Linked DNA regions of Homo sapiens: region 1 is linked to region 2. Evidence: chromatin loops called from intact Hi-C (ENCODE). Cell type or tissue: MCF 10A. All regions are shown on one strand. Links, peaks and the distances in the headings refer to the core of each region. The heading gives the core; the rest is flanking DNA.

The links. A loop is a pair of places that touch in the nucleus more often than their neighbours do. Peaks named below come from ENCODE experiments on the same cell type or tissue, not always from the same donor. Only the 100,000 strongest peaks of a DNase experiment are listed, where the experiment ranks them.
Region 1: it touches region 2 in a loop (9-fold over the local background); 22 of 110 quality-filtered maps call a loop at or near these places.

The regions. Positions count from the first base shown.
Region 1 is chr3:143,668,514-143,679,695 of GRCh38, reverse strand. The region is part of intron 5 of SLC9A9 (solute carrier family 9 member A9); the gene reads left to right. Among named protein-coding and RNA genes, the nearest start is that of SLC9A9, 170 kb to the left of the region's middle. RefSeq lists an enhancer at 10,229-10,278. In MCF 10A, for the core only: a CTCF peak has its summit at 5,146; a DNase peak (open chromatin) is centred at 5,165.
Region 2 is chr3:143,129,047-143,140,228 of GRCh38, reverse strand. LOC105374137 (a long non-coding RNA gene) reads left to right here and starts at 7,431. Exons shown (of 3, transcript XR_924554.3): 1 at 7,431-7,518; 2 at 8,295-8,343. In MCF 10A, for the core only: no CTCF peak of the experiment used is centred there; a DNase peak (open chromatin) is centred at 4,868.

The sequences.
Region 1 (11,182 bases), core at 1,960-9,959, 540 kb before region 2:
ACGTATTGGAGAAGGGCCTCAAAACTACAGTTATCATTTTCATTTGCCGTCATCCCACTAACCCAGGGTAGTGATGTTAAGCCTCAGAACACATTAACTGTGGAGACATTTTTTGCTAGTTACAGCTGGGGGAATGCACTACTGGCATTGGACGGGTAGAGGGCAGGGATGCTGCTAAACTTTGAAAACGCACTAGACGGCCCCCAACTGCAGGTAATTGTCTGGTCTAAAATATCAATAGTGCCAAGGTTGAGAAACCCTGCCTAGCCAACTTCTCAGGTTGGGGTTTAGGCCCTAAGGGAGAAGCAACATTGATAATCCATCAGCCTAGGATTTGTAGGGAAAGAGAATGCCTAAGGCTGCTCAGTCTCTACCTGTTCTTATCAACTCCTTACCTCACAAAACCTTTTGCACTGATCCTGACATTTCCCCCATGAACACCTGCCCCAGTGTTTAGCCAGTTGTGCATGCTTTGTGTGGCAAGGAGCTAAGCAATGATTACTCCATGGAAATGCAAGTAAGCCAAATGGCAGAGCTTAAACAGTTTTTGTTTGTTTGTTTGTTTGTTTTCCTAATTTGCTTTTTTTTACTGCTGTGTGTAGCCGCCCATTGCCAGATTTGCTGCACTCTTCCCACCCCCCTCACCTCTTTCCCACCCCTCTCACCTCTTTCCCACACACATCAATCCAAAACAGTGCTCCTTCTCCCTGGGGATTTCTCATGGCTTTTGTTGTTATTAGTTTCAATTCCACTTTTCTCTATATACTTTCTTCATCATTGACTTTGTGGAGGAAAGCAGTAGCCGATGCTATTATAGTTCACCATCTTGGTGATGAGAAGAAAGCTTTCATGAAAATTCTACTTTCCTCCAATTCATACAAAAATTTAAGGTAATTTCAATGAAAACTTACCACTTTAAACATTGAAACTGGATAAAATTATCTTAAAGCTTATAAAGTGGAATAAAACCATGAGGTAACCTACCTAATCAGATGTAAGAATATACTACAATGCCATTATAATCAAATCAGTGTGGTATTGGCCTAGGAAGCACAAGACCAGTAAAAAATAATAGATGATCCAGACACAGATTTCATTGAAAAATGATAATCTGACAGAGGTGGTCTTTCAATTCAATGGGGAAATGATGGTTTATTTAACAAATGGTACTAGCACAATTCACTGGCTATCCATTTAGATTATAAAATTGAACACATATAACCATTTACAAAAATATATTTAGAAGAATTAAAATGTAAATAATGAAATTTTAAAAAACTACTGCAAGAAAATCTATAAATCTATATCTATAGATTAAGGATATAGAGACTCTTCTTAACAAAGAATGGAAAACCAGAATCCATAAATATAGATATATTTGAAGATATAAAAAGAAAATACATTTAAGTGGAAAAGACACCATAAACAGTCAATAGATAGGCAACACACTGGGGAAAAATTATTAAAATACGAAGGACAGAATATTACTATTTTTAATACACAAAGAACACTTTAAAATGACAATCTGGAAGTAAGTAACGGAAACACTGACAAAGACTATGAAGAGGCAGGCTGGGCGCGGTGGCTCATGCCTGTAATCCCAGCACTTTGGGAGGCTGAGGCGGGTGGATCACGAGGTCAGGAGATCCAGACCATCCTGGCTAACACGGTGAAACCCCGTCTCTACTAAAAATACAAAACATTAGCTGGGCATGGTGGCAGGCGCCTGTAGTCCCAGCTACTTGGGAAGCTGAGGCATGAGAATGACACGAACCAGGGGGGCAGAGCTTGCAGTGAGCCGAGATTGTGCCACTGCACTCCAGCCTGGGCGACAGAGCGAGACTCTGTCTCAAAAAAAAAAAAAAAAAAAAAGACTCTGAAGAGGCAATTCATAGACACACAAATCCACTTGTTCCACAAATGTAAAAAGTTATTCAAACTTCCAAGAAGTCATGGAAATGTAAATTAAAGTAACAGCATATCATTTTACCCCTAACAGTTTGGCAACAATTATAATACCAAGTAACAGTCATTGCTGGCAGGGTTGCAGGAAAGAGTGGACTTTTACACATTTCTAGAGAACATTTAAATCATTAACAGACTTCTGGAAAGTAATTTGGCAAAGCTATTATACCTTAAAATATACAGCCCCTTTTGACCCAGCAATCTGACTCCTGGGAGGCTATCTCACACAAGTAAAACCACCAGTTCTTAAGGATATATGAACAAGAATGTGTACTGCAACATTTTTAAGATGATAGATTGTAGGACATCTACACAATATTGTATGTCTATTAAAAAAATAAATTAGTGCCCTTCCAGTTAACTTGAGAGTTTTCCAGCAGGCATTGTTGACTATTAAAGTAAATGCAAAAATGTATATAAAAATATGATTCACATTTTTAAAAGCAGTGGTGACCCCTATAAATTTATGTGTAGATAACCCCCATGCATATCTGTGTGTAACTTTTATATTGAAAAGTGGGACTTGTGAGGTATAGGCACAGAAAGTGCTTTTTTTTCTTCCAGTCTCCCCTTAAAATATTGTGTGGGACTACTACTTTCCGACTTGCTGGATAAAAATATTTGGTTTGTGAGTTGTAATCACAGACTCAACTCAGCAATGAACATGTGCAGTCCCATGTAATAATGGCAAAGCGAGAGTCAAACAGTAATCCACTGTGTCCCCAAACTCCATGTGTGTCATCTTAAGCTGTCTGATGGTCTAGGGAAGTCTCTTTTTACAGGCTTGAGATGTGCAAACAACCCTCCCCATGTGGGAGTTCAGATTTACAACTCACAAGTAGTAAAAGAACTCCCTTCACAGATCTTAACCTCTAGTCTAGGATCTTTCACATTCTTAAATGGCAGAGAGGTTCAATGGAGTCATGTAACTGGTTTTCAGACACGTGCTGGGTTTTTTTGTTTTGTTTTGTTTGTTTTTGTTTGTTTGTTTGTTTGAGAAGGAGTCTCACTCTGTCCCCAGGCTGGAGTGCAGTGGCGTGATCTCGGCTCACTGCAACTTCCGCCTCCTGGGTTCAAGCGATTCTCCTGCCTCAGCCTCCCGAGTAGCTGTAACTACAGACACACGCCGCCACGCCCAGCTAATTTTTGTATTTTTGGTAGGGACAGGGTTTCACCATGTTGAGCAGGATGGTGTCGCTCTCCTGACCTCATGATCCGCCCTCCTCAGCCTCCCAAATTACTGGGATTACAGGCATGAGCCACCACACCCAGCTGCTTTTAAGATTGTACATCTCACTACATAACATGTGTTTTTGTTTGTTTTGTTTGTTTGTTTGTTTTTGCTTTGTTTCTCATTTTAAACATCTAATTTAACATTGTTACAAGTGTGTGTGTAATTGTTATAATGAGAATTTTAGTATAAAGAGAAATTGGTAGGACATATACTAGGTCAGGTGTCCCCAGCCTCCCGGGCCACAGACGGGTACAGGTCTGTGGCTTGTTAGGAACCAAGCTGCACAGCAGGAGGTGAGTGGCAGGCCAGCCAGCATAACCACCTGGGCTTTACCTCCTGTCAGATCAGCGGCAGCATTAGATTGTCATAGAAGTGTGAACCCTATTGTGAACTGCGCATGCGAGGGATCTAGGTTGTGTGCTCCTCATGAGAATCTAATGCCTGATGAGCTGAGGTGGAAGTTTCATTCCGAAACCATCCCCACCTCGCCCTCCTCCCCATCCCCCACGAGAAACCTGTCCCTGGTGCCAAAAACATTGAGGACCTCTGTACTGCGTTGTAAAATTGGGTTACTTGGGGAGAGAGGAGATATGAGTTTAAGAGAGGAAGAGGTGGAAAAAAGAGAGACATACCAAAAAGGAAAAGAAAAAAGACTATTAAAGCAAACGACTAAACAAAGAGTATGCATATTATGATCATATTTATGGATTTATGTGGAAACACATCTGTACACTTGAAAACTTCAAAATTTCATAAAAATGAGAAAATAACCAATCATTTTTATATGATATTAGTAAATCACTCTGAAGTATAATGAGAAAATCTTAAAGGAAAATCTTCAAACTCAGTATGATATTGTGTCTGCCGTGAAGTGAAAAAAGAAATGAAAATCAATGACTTCTCATATTACATGTAAGTCACACATCTCTGCTTGCTCCAGTAGCTAAAGTGTGCTAAGAATCCCAAGTGCTTGATGAAGCCCTGAGCCCTCGTTGTTGGCTTTCATAAGGAGACTACTACTGGCTCATGTTAATTGAATTTAGAAAATTTACTGTGGATTATCCTGTCTGGTGCCTAAATTAAATGCATGGATGATAATTCATTTACTGAAATTAGAAGCCAGGAGGAATATAGATACAAAGTCAAAGTCTCTGTTTAGCTAATGTTTTGCCCAACCAGCCTGCACTTGACAAGTGTCATAGCACTATGCTATTTTTATTATTGGGAGTTAGGAGACCTCAGGTCTAGTTCAATCCCTGTTACTATGCACAAGGCATATTTCTGATGTGCAGGGAAAATTCAAGGTGGCCACTTAAGCTTTCTAGGCCTTATTTGCCTAATATATTCCTAGAGGAATTAGATGATTTTTAAGATTACTTCTTGCTCTATATTAGTAGGTTCTCCAATGTGAGTGAACGTAAAACTCACTTGGAGAGTCTGAAAGTACTAATTAGGGGGTTCTGCCTCCTGAAATTCTGATTCCGTAGGTCCAGGGTCAAGTCCAACACCCCATTTCTAACAAGTGTCTCGTTGATGCTAGTAGCACTAGTCCACAGCCCCGATGAATATAAAAACTGAATGAAATATTTGCTTTTCTGAGTAAATGTCAAGAATTATTGAGATGAAGGAGGCTTGGAACTGATATTTTTAATCTGAAATAGATATCATTTATTGCACTGGTAGAACCTGTATGTAATTTCAAGGGTGCACATCTTACCTTTTATTATAATTATAATAAACTTCCCTTATCATATAGTTCCTCCTCAGAGAATGTGAACTGCAGGAGTCCTAGTTCCCAGTAGAAAGTGCTGTTAGAAAACCTCTGAGATTTCTACCTCTGGGAGTAGTATCCTCTTGAGATGCCACCAGCTCTGATGTCTCTTGTTTGTCTCCCTTGCCCAAATAAGCTTTCCTAGCATGTACTACCTAAAATCACGGCTAGGTGTCGCTCTAATTCTGGGGCGCACCGGTTTCAAGGGGAAGTGTGAACCAGGGCGCTGGCACTGCTCGTGTGTTTATGGGTGAAAGCATCTAAGAGAGGCCCTGTGAAATTGCCTGCATAAAAGGATCACAGTTAGGGATGTCTCATAAACTAATCCCAAGAGGAGCCTTCCACTAAAAATAAAATAAGCACGTAATAAGGGTAGAAAAATTTCCTAAAAATGAGGTTGGGATTGGTGGTCAGAGCGTCCTGGATATCAAAAGTGTCAGTTCATTAAGGCAAGATTAGTGTCATGGGTGAATGGAGCATCACAGTTTAATGCTTTAACTTATTGGAACCTCACTTTCCACTTCCTTAAAATAGAGACTATCAAAACAAAACAAAACAGAAAGTACCTTCCATTTCTTCAAAGAATTTTTGTCAGATCAAATGAAGAGCTGTATGGAAAATTATGTGTAAATTGCTAAGTGTTTTAAAACACATTTTTATTAGCAGTGAATTCTTCTCAGGCACTTTATTGGATTTTTAGATAACACTATCATGATATTCCTATTTATTCCTGAACATAAAATTTCCAGATACCATTTTCTTCCTACATGACCATAATTAAAGAATTTGTTTTCTTATGTTTTCATTACTTGTCCATCCACTTCCACGGTAAATCTCAAATGTAAAGAGACTAAAAAGAAAAAATTAATAAAATTATATTTATCCTCATGTGGAATTTCTGCTTTTTGTAATAGCTACTATACACTTAAATATTTAAAATTTAGAATATTTTCTCCATGTTTCCAGATGCTGCCCCCCTAGACATATTGAACATTAGGAAATGTTGTCAGAAAGTCTTTTCTACTAGTCTCTGTTTTGGATTATCTAGATCATAGTTCCTCTGATAGAATAATCAATATTATTAATATTATTAATTAACAATATAATTAATAAGTATGGTCTTGCTGGCCTTTTATGCCCTGCCCTCCCACCCTTCCCTACTCCATCCTACCCCAACCATAAATTATAAAGCCAAATACAGATTTGTATTTGGATTGGTATTTCACTGATATTTCAAACCAGTTCCACTCCTTCTCTAATTAAATGTGCATTTTCTTTGTGATTTGACTGCCAGTCTACACCCTAAGTCACCATCTATACCTTATTGCAGGTAATTCGTGTCGACAATCATCACTAACCATAGCCATCCTCTCACTGAGTGCATGGACACAGAATATGCCTTCTCGTCCAGCTTCTCATCCTGCAGGGCTCCTATGGGTGGGGTTTTCCCTGTATGAATTCTCCAACTTGGCAAAATGATGATTACTGTCCCCTCGCCATAATCAGATAGAAGCACTGGAGAAATGTATAGCATTGAGTTTTCATCTTTTCTATTATTAACACTTTGAGGAAATAAGAGTCTTCCAAAATGAAAGGCATTTCTATACACTGTACTTGCAAGTCATTATTTTCATTTAACATTTAAGTAGTAGGAATAAAAGCCACCTTTATCCTTTAAAGTTTGCTGTAGTGTAACTATTGCAGAGGCACATGAACTATCTTACCTTTGATGGTGTTGATAATCTGAAGCCCCTTTCTATTTGGGGTTACTATGGTTACGGCTGCTCAGGTGATGTGTGAGCTGCACTGCTGTTTTGATAAAAATAGGTATTAACTACCAGTCATAGTGCTTTTCATTTCATAGCAGTTCTTGTAGAAGCACAGCATATTTTTTAAAGGTTGGGGGGAGAAATGCCTTTTCAAAGACTTATGTGGGAACATCTGCATAAATAATGGTGATTGGTCATGTGTATAAAAATATTTTTAATTAAATTCATTTTAATTAAACAGGGCATTTTGCTGAATCCTTCTCTGTTATTTGCACCAAGCTTAGCCTTGAGGAAGATGGCTGATTAACAGACCCAAGAACCTATAATTAAAAGCAGGACTGTTATTTTTGGAGAAAAGCCTCTTCAGTAAGGATGACTTAATTGGGCTGTCTCTCATATTTTTCATTCATCGTGGAACTCCAGGTTTAAATATTTAATTTTTCTAACACCGGAGAAAGATTACTCACATTGGCATAATCAGAAAAGTTTTTATTTTTCAGTTTTGTTTTCCTTCAGTTTCTCTGATCATGCTCTCTAATCACTGTTGTGTTTCAATATTTAATTGTGTTCTTCATTGATTTCTTTTGTTTGGATCACATCTTTTTAAAATCATGGATATTGTTCTTTTTCACCTTCTGGCCCTCTCTGCCTCTGCATTTAGTTTTAGCCTATATTACACTTGTGGTTTCTCATCACTGGTGTTATCAATATTCTACACAAGAATTCAAGAGAAAACGGAATAATTTTCTATTCACAGACAAAAAAAAAATTTAAGATGTAATTGACAAAGTAGTTCCTTCAGTACCAGGGCTGGCTTAGAGAACAAAGACAACATTCATTTAATATCGGCTAAGCAGGAAGAGATCAAGATGGTTTTATGCCATATTATAAACAGCAAAAAATGCTCTCATATAGTATAAAGTTTGTGTTCCTGAATTATTTGCTCTGTCATCTATAAAGAAAGTTGGATGACTCTACTTTTAGCATCTAATATTTGGTAGAGAAAGATTGCATTGGTATTGCTGTGAGAGAACAGAAGCAGTAAGAGATATTCATATGTTTTCATTGAATTCCAAGGGGGGAGAAATTACACCTCAGAGGGAGTCAGAGGATGTTAGACCAGAGTACCTCCCACTGAAGCCAGCAGGCTTCTAGAGAGCACAGACGTATCAGCCATTTTTACTATGCAATCTGCATTTCAAACCTGCACACAGTGTCATTTAACAGTACTTGGCTGTATTTTCTGTGTCTTTACAATTCAGTGTTAAGCACAATGGAATAGCATCAGTTTAAAACCCTCTACATAAACCTATGTCTGTAAAACTCCATCATATAAACCTCAATTCTATTCTTGAGCAAATTTACTCAGAAATAAAAATAACAGCTTTGATTTATATTGTTTGACTCTTTCAAAGAGCTCAAAGAGCTTCTACAGACAGTATTTCAGTTATTTTCACATTGTGTTCTTGGGTAGAGAAGACCCATTTCTTAGGTGAAATAATTGAGGTGCAGCAAATTTTAAGATTATCTCAAGGTTTCACGGCAAGTTAATGAAATATAGGTATGGAAGCTAGGAATTCTGTTTCCTTAGATTTCTAGACTGTGTTTTTGCTAGATACTAAACACTAACATCTATCTGAAAAAAAAACTGACTTTTGCTAACTTGCAGCCAGCTTAAAATTATTGAAGCAATGGCTGTACTTGAATCAATATGTAGAAGCAACCCAAAGCCACGGATTGGCAGCAAATTAAAAGCTCCATCTGAATACGTCTACTAGAGAGTATGTTATCTAGTGATAGCAGCCATTAACTAAATGTGTACAAATATATCATCTAATTTGATCATCACCACAGCCGATCAATTATCTCCATTCCAAGCAACAGAGGTTCTAAAAACTTAAGTGGTACATTTACAAGGCTCGTAAGTGGCAGAGATGGGAGACAAATCAGGTCCAATATTCTTTGTCCTACACCATTGCTGTTTCTCAAAATAGAACAGTGATGTGCCAATCAAGCTTTGGAAGAAAATGAAATCCAAGAGTCAAGAGTCAAGTTCCCACTTTATAATTGATTTTATTTAACAAACATTTGTTCATTGCCTGCTATGTCATAGGCACTGTAGGAGCTACTGAGGGAAGGGATAATAAACCAGACACAGGTTCTGCTCTCAGCATGCTCCCAGTCTAAAGAGGGAGGTAGATACGACAACTGGCAGTAGTCTAAAAGACAAGACAGAGGTAATCCAGGCAGCTTTGTAAACACAGAGTACCACCTGGTGGGGAGAAGGCTCTGAGAAAGCTTAAGGTCTCCTGTACCTCAAGCCAATATTTTGCCCAGATGAAGAAGATAACAGCTCAGCTGGAAGAACCATGAGCCATGTTTCTCTCCAGGGCCACAGACGACGTCACCTGCAGAACATTAGCAAGGTCTCCCTGGGCTCAGATACTCTTTGGAGTGTCCTGTCTTGGTAACCCTTAGAGTCACAGTCAAAACAAGGGCATATGCATTTGAAATTATGACAGCCCTCCCCTCATTCATGCAGAGAAGTGTTAAACTCATGATCACTTTTCTTGACATTGTTCTGCCCATTGCACATGCTGCTCTGTAACCCTGCAAAGCACACCCTTGATCCCAGCACTGCATCAGGGCTCCATCCGCATGATTTGGAAAATATACACATTCCACATCTGGAGACTACAGTTTGGAGTTTGGAGTGAGACCCATAGAAATTTAGATGTGGAAGGCCCTTAAAGACAATCTTGCTCAACATCCTCATTTTTAGATGAAGACCCTAAGACTCAGAAAGACAAAGTAAATGGACACAGAATAGGAACTGTTCTTTCCAAATACAGAAGTTCAAGGGAGTAATTTGTGAGAAAGGAAGAGAGATAGAGAAGAGTTTTTAACATTTCTCTGCTTGATAATATCTACTTTTTCTCATTTGAAGTTATTTTTAAGTGTTAAAGGAAAACAAGTAGAAACTGTCATTCCATTTTATACTGGACTGACCCACTAATAGTTTTGATGGCATGAACAATAACAATACAGTAACCACCACTGATGAAGCACTTACAATATGCCAAACATTTTGCATAAATAACTCCAATTAATTATTCTCCAAAAACCTGAAGAAGGGATTATTTTATCCCCATTTTACCAAGGAAGCTTACTTGAAGCTTAATGAGGTTAAGTAGCCTGCTCAAGATCACCAAGTTCATTTGCATAACAGCTGGGGTCTGATCAGAACACAGGTTGGTTTGACATCACAGTCAAGTTTCCAACCACTGTTTTCTACTTTAGTACAGAGTTGTAAATAGCAAGGTCTTGGCACAAAGGTCTTGCTTCAGAAGTTGGAAGCTAGTTATGGAAAGTCACCTCCAGAACAGAATTGGACACAATAATAGATAACAACCAACTATATAAATGCTTCAGGATGTTGAAAGTGGATCAAGCAAGGCTCCAGGTGTTCTGAAGATGAAATTTCGAGAACATACTGAAAACCGTTTGAAGCAGTTCAACAGCTCCATGGACAGCTGGGAAACAGCTGTGGTTGACAGACCTCTCTGGCTCACTGCTTTGGGGAACAGAATGTCTCCGTTTAAATGAAAGCAGTTTATTCTCAGTAATGCTCAAAGACGTATAGGATGGAAGTTTTGAAAGTCAGTGTCCAGCCCACACATTCCATTTATGTGTTAAAGAAGACATTGTACATTGAGACAAATTGGATTCAGTAATTCTTAGAGAGTATTTCCTTGCTGTCTGGTTCTTTTTAGGACTCAGCCAAGTTGATGAGGTCAAAACCATGGAAGAGTGAGGCAACTAGGGAGTAAAATTTAAGAAGGCACTCACTCTCTGGATTATGTAAATGCAGGATCAGCAGTTGTACAACCCTAAAAGGGAGTGCTTTCTTAAGAGAAAGGTACCTAGGATGGGAGAGCAGCCACTAGTCTCAGACTGGGATTTGGTCCTCTTGTTCCATAAAGACTCACAGGTGCCTCTTGGGCAGGATTTCTTGAAAAGCGGCCAAGAAAGGACAAGAATTGACCTTTTGTCTGGGTGCTACAGACAAGGAATTGTGTTGTTCAATTTATTATTTTGCACTGAAATGGAGAAAGCTTTTTGAAACAAGTTCTGTCAGGTCAGTGAGTGGGCAAAGAAGTTCCTGATTACGAGGGCAGAATACAGGAGAAAAGGAGCTGTTCTGATCCTCGAGGAGCTAACCACATGGTGGGTGACCTTCAGAGATTCATTCACTTGTTAATTCATTTATTCAGTAAACAGAATTAATTGCCTATTGCTTTCCAGAAACTATCAAAAGCATTGACAAATGCGCAGATGAACAAACTAATACCAGTGATAATCAACTTTTTAGCCAAAAAGTTCTATTCAAAAAAGGAAGTGAAAGTGTTTATAGGCTATTTATTGGGAGGTGGTTTTTTAAAA
Region 2 (11,182 bases), core at 1,831-9,830:
GGCCCCAGCTGACCTCGTGAATTATTTAGGACACAGATCTAGCTGTTACAACAGAGATCCAAATTACCAGTAACTTAAATAAGGCAGAAGTTTATTTTTCTCTCACAGAACCATCTGAACATGAGTAGTCCATGACTGTAAGATGCCTTCAGTATCAGGACCCAGCTCCTGTCTTGGGGTGGGGCCATTCCCGGAGGCTCCTGACCTCATCCACATTCCGGTCAGCAGGAAGCGGAAAAGACAAGGAGGAAGGACACACCCTTTAAGGACACAGCCCTGAGAATATACGCATAACGCTGTTTTCTTCTCACTAGCCAGAACTTGGACGTGGACCACATCCAGTTTCAAGGGAGGGTGGGAAATGTAGTCTTTATTCTGGGCAGTTGCATGCCTCTCTAAAACTTGCTGGTCCTGTGACTATAGATGAAGGGGAGAATGCGATTCAGAAGGCACCAGGAATCCTGCCAATCTCTCCAGCTTGATCACTCACATTCTATATGCCAGCCCTACTGGACTTCTCCCAGGACTTTGCACTCACTGCTCCTTCTGTCTAGTACCCTACCTGGGCCCTAACCCCACCACTTAAGAGAATTCTGGTTTCACCTTCAGGCCCCAGAAGAGATGTTACTTTCTCTGTGAAGCCTCCTTGAGTATCCCTCCCCAACCACCCAGTAGGGATTAGCTCCTCCTCCCTCCTTGAACTTGTCTTACAGTGGCATTTGTCACACTGTCCCTGAACTGTTTGTTAGTCTATCTCTCCTACTGCAACATACATTCCAAAAGGGCAGAGACTATATGTCTGTGTCCCTTGCAGATTACAGCTCTTTAAATTTCTGCTGAATTATCAAGTACATACTTTTGAGAATCTATATTTGAATTTCCAAGCTACTGAAGCTTGGCCCAATGGAAGAATATTCTCAGCATAAACATGACCACTCTACGCCAGACCCAGGCAGGTAATAGAGAAGGTAACTGTGAAATCAGACCCACTGCTTATGAGAGAAAGGACCTCAGATGTGGTGGGCCTGGGAAAGCTTTTCCTGCTCTTGACTTATGTTTCTGCCTGGCTGAGCTGCAGGACAACAGAGACCCATCACTGACACCTCCCGCAAGGAAATCAGCCAGACCAGGAGCTGTCTCTGGACTCAGGACAGCACCTATGCACTTCCTGAGCAAAGAGAGTTGGTGTGGCAGCATCAGGACTCTGCCGGCTGAAGTCACAGCACAGATGGTTAAAAGCCTTTGATTTTTTTTTCCAGATTAATTTATACTTTGGTGCCCCGTGAGCCTTAGGCAAAACTGTGTGAGCCAAGGAGAAAGAGCATTTCAACCAAAACAGTTTTTTTGTTTTTTTTTGTTTTTTTTTTTTTTGCTTAATACCATTTCCTTTAGTTCCAAATCAAAGTCTTAAATTTATGTTTGTGGATTTGAGGTTTGTTTTTGTTTATTTGAGTAAGGAGAGTGAAGGATATGGTTTTAGGTTGTTTTCCTTACCCAAAGTTCCACAAAGGGGCAGAGAGAGAAAAATATCAAGCCCATGTGGAAGAATAAAGAGAAGTAATCATGTGCTAAGTTGCTCTATTAAAGGCAATCTAATCCGAAATCTAATCCTAGCTCTATTACTGGGCTTAGAATTTCTGTTTTACCCTCGTTTCTTTGCTTAATGCTATTTTCTTCACTTCCAAAACAGAATTTTAAACAAAAGTTTGGGGATTGAGGGTTTGCTCTTGTTTGTGAGGGGAAGGTAGAGTTCTTTCAATATTAGAACACCAGGCATTCTAGGTGTTGGGCAATATCAGGAGTTTCCTCTCATTTAATTTTCTTGCCAACTACATAAAGGTTATAAAACAGGGTTCAGAGTGACTAGCTGGTACATAACAGTGTCTTCTCATCAGAGAGCACCATCTGGAAGAGAGGCCATTGAACTGGGCACAGTGGCTCACGCCTGTAATCCCAACACTTTGGGAGGCCGAGGTGGGCGATCACCTGAGGTCAGGAGTTCAAAACCAGCCTGACCAACATGGAGAAACCCTGTCTCTACTAAAAACACAAAATTAGCTGGGCATGCATGCCTGTAATCCCAGCTACACGGGAGCCTGAGGCAGGAGAATTGCTTGAACCAGGGAGGCGGAGGTTGCAGTGAGCTGAGATCATGCCACCGCACTCCAGCCTAGCAACAGAGTCAGACTCTGTCTCAAAAAAAAAAAAAGAAAAGAAAAGAAAAAGATACAATGTTTTCTCTGAATATTTAGGAAAAGTTAAGGGGCACCCAAGAACTCTTTCATAAGGACATTAAAAAGCCCACAGATCATTCTTGTTCCTTGGCCCATGCTAGACTACGATGTCACCAGCTGGTAACACCTCTATCCATCAACACCTCCCTCACTTCTTGTCTCTTACTGGCTGTTCAACAGGCCAGTGAGACTCAGTGTACTTTCTGGGAGATGCACAACCTCTGTGCTCTGTGGCTGTCTCCTTTGACAGTGAGCACAGAGTTATCACATGAAATAGTAATAGTTGTCACACAAACACACAAGCAAAGTCTTTATTTTTAAGTACATAATACTGTGGAAGATGACAGGTTTGGAGTTTTTTGAGGGGATTTTCCCCAACCTACTGTGAACATCACAGGATGTCTTCATAATGCCTTGAGGACCTGATCCCTAAAAAATGATATCCGTGTTTGACTAAGTGTTAAGTGTGCATCTTTATTAACAATGGGGTCACTGAGGTCCCATGGCTGTAATTCTGATTAAGAAAATAAGCACATAGTCTTCCTAATCATTCCATGTCAGCTAATTCTAAATTGCACCAAAATGGAAATAGTTGCTTTCCCCATGCCCCTAGATAGGACATTTCTATTAACATTGCTCACTGGTTTCAGAATATAGATGATACATGATAATTATTCAAATAAAAAATTATATCCTAATTGGGTATTTGGGTTAGATAACTTGAAGTATCCTTGAAAAAAACTAAAAAAAAAGAAAAACAAAGATTCTTCAGTAATTATCCACATGTGAGAAGGAGTTTTCTGATGTTTTCTTCTTGGCAAATAACCAGACCTATTCTAGGTTTTTAACTTGACAGCAGGCAATGTAGCCATGTCAATCTAAAATAAGAACACCTGTAAATTCTTTTTCTTTTTTCTTTTTAGAGTCAGGGTCTCACTCTGCCACCCAGGCTGGAGTGCAGTAGTGATGTAATCATAGCTCACTGCAGCATCAAACTCCTAGGCCTAAGTGATCCTGCCACCTCGGCCTCCTTTTTTATTTTATTTTATTTTATTTTATTTTATTTTATTTTTATTTTTATTTATTTTTTTTTTTGGTAGAGATGAGGGCTCACTATGTTGGCCAGGCTGGTCTTAAACTCCTGACCTCCAGTGATCCTCCCACCTTGGCCTCCCAAAGTGCTGGGATTACAGGTATAAACCACTGTGCCTGGCCTAACCTCTTTAATGGAGAAATTAAAGGTGAACAGTAAGAGCATGGGCTCTGGGATGAAATGGACTGGCTATACCAATTACTAGCTGTGTGACCTTAAGCAGTTTACTCCTCCTCTCTGTGCATCATCTGTAGACAAGGATATGAGTAGTGGCTATGTTAGAGGGTCACTGTGAGGACTAAATATATGCACAGAACTGTGGCTAGAGCAGGGCACTACATCAAGATTGCAAACAATCATCCTCTGGATGTCAAAGGAAGGAAATATTTTCTACTCATTCATTGCCAATGTAAAGTTGCTTTTTAAAAGTGAACAAACCACTGGACGCAGTGGCTCATGCCTGTAATCCCAGCACTTTGGGAGGCCGAGGCAGACGGTTCACTTGAGGTTGGGAGTTCGAGACCAGCCTGGCCAACATGGTGAAACCCCGTCTCTACTAAAAATACAAAATTAGCCAGGCCTGGTGGCAGGCACCTGTAATCTCAGCTACTCAGGAGGCTGAGGCAGGAGAATCGCTTGAACCTAGGAGGCGGAGGATGCAGTGAGCCAAGATTGCTTCATTGCAGTTCAGCGTGGGTGACAAGAGCGAGACTCCATCTCAAAAAAAAAAAAAAGTGAACAAACCATCATCTTAGCTAATCTAAAAGGGCTGGTACTTCTCCCTGAGCAAAATGCATTCACCTGCATCAGCTGGCCATTAAGTGCACTCGACCCCTGTTTAGCCTCACCTTGCACAGCTCTGATATGTTAAAATGCTATTTGTCTATGAGACAGCCTCCTTACAAATACACATACACATGCATGTTTGTGCACACATGACTGTGTGTGTATCTAGAGAGCTAGATATAATGGATAGCTAACCATCTATTGCCATGGTCTGTGGATTTTTCCCCACACTCAGTGGTGAGAGCCAGGGTGGCCAACTGTGGAAATTACTCTTGCCCAATGCGTGCTCCTCCAGGATACCCCAAGTCTAGTGTGTTTCACAATGTGTTCTGTTTAGTATGTAGTAGCTCTGTTCTCTGCCATTTACTGGAGTTATAGACCATGCTGGCTGTCAAAAATTATATAAATGAAAGTACTTAACCTGCCACAAAGAAACAAAGAAAAAGTAAGATGTTGGATATTAAAATGCAAGTTACCACAACCAGAATATTTTCATCAGAGTGGTGAGGTAACCATCTATAAGCAATTAAGACCTCCTGGAAGTCCTCTGATATTTTGGGGGGAGAATGGGAATCATAACATTACTGTAAGTTAGAGAACTGACCCACAGTCTGTAGAATGGGGACTGGAAGAAGTAATGACCAGAAGACAGAAGTTATTGCAGATGGTTTGAAAAGCCCGGAAGGGCAACTGCCAATGGCAATGCCAGGACCACATCCCCATAGAGACAATGTTATTAGTCATCACTCCCACTTCCAGGAGAGCAAACCGCAGCTACAAGGAATATGAATGTGTTCCTCTCCTGCCCCCAGCTTGAAGCTTCCTAATATGCATTTTTAAGCAAATTCTTAAGTTACAGAAAAGAAGTGACTCATTCTTTCTGTCTCACATTATTAAAAGTTGTGCAAATCATTTATGTTAATATGCATATGTATGGTAACATGCATGTATGTTCCTTAGATGAGACTCTGTTTTTCTAAATTCACTCAAAATGAATGTGTTATAGCTGGGTGTAAAACTCTTAGGGTAAGAAATATATTCTTACTAAAGGGGATAAGTGGAAATCAGAAAAGAAATGAATAGATTTACATTGTCATTTATACATAATGTAATTTGTAGGGTGTCTGACAAACCAAACTTTCTCATCACCCAAAAACAAGCTCAGAAATGGAAATCTTAGTCTTTTTATGTGATTTATACAACGCTTGTTTGCCTTCATCCCTCCTAATATCATATGCTTGAAAAGACTCTAAGAATCGAATCCTGGACCCAGCCACATGGCTAAAATGCTGCAGGATGGAAGCCCAGAATTCATTTTAACATGTATTATTCCCTAGACTGTGACAGAATTCAGGTTTCACTTAGCCTTCTCCAGGCTCCCAAAACCAAGAATCTAGTGGGTTGTTAACATATTCATAGGTAAACAAATGCTCAGTCCTTTGGCAGGCTGCCAGGACATGGTGCCAGGAAGGGATCCAGGCAACCATGGTGAAGCTGTGGGGGTCTTTCACCTCCCTCACTCTGTGGGACTGGACTACTGCAGATGCCACACCTGGCTTTCTGAGCATCTTATCTGTAAATTTATGGAATCCTGTGGACAAGATACCTACTGGTAGAGTCTTGAAATGCAGCCAGAATTACTGAACTGAGGTGGTACTCTTTAGGCCAGCACAACCACTCCAGGCCAGATGTTTGCAAAATGCAATTGACTATAAGTCTGTAGAGCAATCCTTCCCAAAAGCACAGGAATCACCTGAGGATCTTATTAAAATGTAGATGGGAGGATCGCTTGAGCCCAAGGGTTCGAGGCTACAGTGAGCTATGATCGTGCCACTGAACTCCAGCCTAGGTGACAGAGACCCCATCTCTAAAAATAAATAAATAAATAAATGCAGATTATGATCTGGCAGTCTAGAGAGGGGCTGATACTGCTGGTCCAAGGACCCGACTTTGAAGAGCAATGCTGTAAAGTGAGACCATTCCATACACAGTAAAATAAACATGGTTTGGAGGCATCCCGCGTGCCAGACACTGTGCCTTCTGCTGGAAGCACACAGATAAGACAAGAGCCCTGCCTTACAGGAGCTTGTCCTGTAATAGGAGAAACAGCTTATAACACACTGGGTAAATTCTGCACTTGTTGAGATTCTTTGCACTATAAGGAAGAAAACATCCAATCTACAGTGGCTCAAACAAAAAGGAAATGTAACTGGCTCCTCTAATTGCAAACCAAGGGTAAGGCTGACTTCAGACCCATTTTAGCAGGGCTAAAATGACTTCACCAGAACCTAGCTTCCCTTTGTCCACCAGTCTGTGGTTTCTCTCTCCGTATCTTTTGGCTCTGCTCTCCACAATTTGACTGTCTTCTAGAGGCACCATGGATACCAGTCCTTATGTCTTCTCCTCTTTAAATAAGAATGCCTGCCTAACCCCGAAATCTGAGCAAAAATATCAAGATATCTCATTGGCTCTAATTGGGTCATGTGCTCAGTCCTTAGCCGATCATTTTGGTCTTGGGAAAGTCAGCATGGCAAATGCTAGAGTTGTGTGTGAAGTTAGATCCAACACAACCACATGCACCAAAGAAGCAGGAGACAGATTTCCAAAAGAAAATCAGGGCTTGGATGCTGGGCAGCCACTGTCCCACAGTCAGTGCTAAGAGGTGTTTTAGAAGCATGAGCAGGGGGCAATGAGGGCATGGAGAAAGACACCGGTACCTGATAAACACTATCAATGTGTGTGTGTGTGTGTGTGTGTGTGTGTGTGTGTCCCCAGATACAGGGCAAAATGGCAAAGTGCACACAGTGCCAGTCTGGAAAGGACTGCTGATTGGTTTCTTGGGGGCTTTTAAGTCAACCCTCCTCCACCCCTACCTCTACCATGGTGCAAATCAGTCACTTCAGAAATAGTTCATTCACTACTTCCTGTGCAGGAGATAAGAAATGAAAAGTGTGGTTTAATTGCTCCCAAGGTGATTAAATTGCCATATTGACCAGACTGACACACATCTAATAATTTGAGGCCAATATAAAAGACTGTGCAGCTGAGTGCTAATTTGTGCAAAGAGAAAGGAGACATTGGTGTGGGCTAGAATAGAAGCTTCCACAGGCATTGAACAAACAGATGGAATAATGAGCTGGTTTATGCATTGGAACAAGACAAGACCAAATGAGTTGTAGGAGAGGACAGTGCCATCTTCAAAAGCAAGCACAACTGCAAGAGTTGAGTGCCCAGATCAATGACTTCCTCTCCGCCATGACCCTTTCTACCATTACTCATGATTTCAATATCCATTTTAGGAACCCATTTGACATCCTGGCCTTTCAGCTTCTTATCATCTTCGTGCTCTGATTCAACATAGCTACTCTTGTTGTTGATCAGTGACAACCTCACCACCCCAGAAATGTAGGTTTCAAGAATTCTTACCCACTACATTTCTGCATTCTATCATACCATAACCATATATATATTTCAAATATCTGATCTCATAGAGTTCCAGTCCAATATTTCTCCTACTTTTTCCCCATCCATTACCCATCATCCAACTATCCATCTTCTCCACACCTGAATAAAAGCAGCAGAATGTAGCTAGAAAAAAAATCATGCAACCTTTAAATTCATTATAGCCACAAATGTCCAAAATAGCAATGATGATTCTGATGACAACCTTGGTGATATCATTTATTAACATTTATTGAGTATCATTATGAGACAGCCTTATTCTCAGTTCTGAGTCAGTGTGTAATTTTCTTTGGCTTAATTTAGCTCGGTATTTCTCAAGGGGACCACTATTAACATTTGGAGCAGGACAATTCATTATGTGGGACTGTCCTCAGCAAGGCAGAACATTCAGCATTATTGCTTCCAGCCCACTAAATGCCAGTCCCATTCCCTAGTCATGGAAAAAAAAAAATTCCAAAGGCTGTCTCCCAATCTTTCCCCCAACCAGATTGCAGGGACCGTCCCACACCCAGCTGAGAACCACTGGCTGAGTAGAAAGAGCACTAAATTGGGCATCAAATCTGATACATACCATATTCTGTGACCTTGAGCAAGTCACTTAGCTTCTGAGTTTCAGCTTCTTCTATAAGAGAAAGATCATAATCCTATTTCTGCCCAGTAATCATAAGTTTCAAATGATCTAATAAAATATTAATGAGAATATTTGCTGTATCCATTAGGACTGTACTTGGCTGTGAGTAACAAAGTCGGCAGCAACAGCTTAAACAAGTAAGTGTTTATTGTTCCCACATCATAGGTATTCTGGAGACCAGTGGTCCACGCTGATGAAGTGGCTTCATGATGTCATCAATATCCCTGGCTCCTCTTTCTGCAAGCAGCTTTTACTCCCTGGCTCCCTCTCAGTCACAAGGTAGAGGCCCCACTTCCATACTCAATCTGCAGACCAGCCAGAAAAAAAAAAAGGAAAGAAAAAGGACAAAACAGGCAAGAAAAAGTTCTGCCTATATCAGATATATAAAACTTACCCAGATATCCCCAGCAGAATTCCATTTACATCTCATTGGCTGTCACATGATCATTCCTACCTACAAGGGAAACTGGGAAATATTTTTAGCTGAGCATATTGCCTCCCTGAACAAAATCAAGGTTCTACGAATAAGAAAGAAGGGGAGAATGGGCAGTGGGTGGGAAATCAGCAATATCTGCTGTACTTGTTAAACTTACGAAGCATTATAAAAGTATAAGGCGGCATGATCATTAAACCCTGAAAGAAGGCATATCATAAAATACAGTATCTGCATGAATTTCACTACATGAATTCCATCTGGTGTCCCATTTATCTGCATTACTTAAGGCTAAGTAAGTGAATGGTCTTATTTATATCCAACAAGCATGGTGGCCCAATTAACTACTGAGGCACATCTCTGCCCACATTTTAACATAGCAATGCAGAGTGAAAAACCTTGTATGTAGTGGACTCTAAAGAAAATAACCCCCAATTAGTCAACGTAGCAGGAGAATAATAGTAAAGTATATTAATGAATACAGAAGACATTTATTGGTTAAGACCACCTGGCATGCACTTCCCCTACTTTTGATCATTGCAGCCTGATTTTCTTGTGAAAAATCACTTGCCCACATTGTGTGCAGATTGGTGAGACTATCAGTCAAGGTAGCTTGCTCAGGTGCCAAGGCACAAACACCTGACCCAGCCTCAGCTGATCCAACTCTCTCTTCCAGGACTTTGAATTCTAAATGTGTGAAATACAACAAAGAAAGAGAGGGAAGGAGGAAGGGGAAAGAAACACGGAAGGAAGAGGGAGGGCAGGGATGGAGGGATTGGGGAGGGAGGGAGGAAACCAGAATATCCCACCTGGTTCTTCAACTGTTCTTCCAATTGTGTGGGCTTTCCCATCTTTTCCAGCTAATTTCCTGATTTTCTCAATCTAGTTGAGTCCGTTTTGCACCAAAAAACCTGAACTAACACTCTCAGACCACCCTATTCAGCTGTCTGCTTTAGTTTCAACCTCATCTCCTACTAAAGTTTGAGGAGAATCCCAAAGGGCACTTCTTCTTTGATCCCCAGACATTCTGTAAAGACATTGATAAATACTGGAATGACCAAAAGACTGGTAGGAACCAAGGAAATAAAAAGTCTCAGGGTGAGAGCATGTCAGAGAGCTCTGGACTGGGAATCAGAGGCTGTAATTTCTAGTTTGTGCTCTTTCTCTAACTAGGAATGGGACACTGAGTACATCATTCAGCCTTTCTGCACCTCAGCTTCCACACTTGTAAATGACTGAGCTGACACTATCACACAGCTTTTATGGCATGCCAACATTTCCTAACTTTGCTACATCTCCACCTGCTCACTGAGTCCTGCCTGTGCAGCCTTTAGAGTTGCAAGCCATGTATTAGCCTCCTGGACACGCCCTGCTCCTTAAGCTTTGATGAGGCCACCTTGTCCTGTAAAATTTAAACAAGATTGCCTAGAATCATCATCTCACAGTTGGGGAGAAACTTTTCTCCCTCCCAGACACCTCTTGGGGTAAACCAACACTTCCATGGACCAACTCTACCTCCAGATTTCCTTTCCGTGAATTTGCATTCGCCTACCTTTCACCTCCTTGTAGGAACTGGCATGTTTTTGCCCCACGTCATCCCATTTGTCACTACCTTGATCCCTTCAACTTTCAAAGCACCACTCACTAAAGGCTAGGCATGTGGAAACCTTTACTTGAGGTTTGGGGAAACCAAGGTGACTACACGGCAGCACAATTGAGCAAACAATTCCACCGTGGGCCCTGGCTCTTCCAGTCATTGGCCATTCTCTTCTCTTCTGGGGAGAGCCATTGTGATCTCCCCTCTTGGTCTCCAGTATCCTGTCTTGTTTGTTCCCTGTTATTCCACCCTTTACCTCTTCCCCTCTCCTTTCAAGCTCTTTCCCGCAACCCCCAAATTTCCTGTTTGGGTTCTTTACAGAGCTTGTTTCCACCACTAAAACAGCCTAGGACAGTGTTTTCCTAAACAAAAGTCATTCTAAGAGGAATTTTGGCCAAAGGCACTTAAACTAACAATTTTTTTTTTTCTGCTGCACAAAAATGCATCTCTAAAGATACCGAAAACACTTGCTCCTTGTCTGAAGGCATAATGCCATAGGATGAGTTTCTCAGAAAGCACTGACTGGGACAAAAAGGGTTTGCTATTTTGTTGGTATGCCTTAAATGGAAACAGGGTAGTCTCTGATGTACCAAGCAAAAAGAAAGAGACTTTGCCATGCACTAGCTGTGTGACCTTAGGAAAATTACCCATGTGAACCTTCTATATGCCCTTCTGTAAAATGGGGACCATAATGATACCTATTTCACAGAATCGTGATGAGAATCCAATGGAATCACACTTATAAAATGCTTTGCACAGTGACTGGCACATCATCATTCTTGCTATTTAGGGCATTTGAAAGTGAAATGAAAATGGTGATAGAAAGTTATAAAGAGCACAGCACATGAAGTCACTTGGGAAATGTGAAAATATAAATGAGAAACTATGTGAAGTAAAGATTTAACCTAAATAATGTGAACTCAGAACTCACATCCTTGGGAGAATA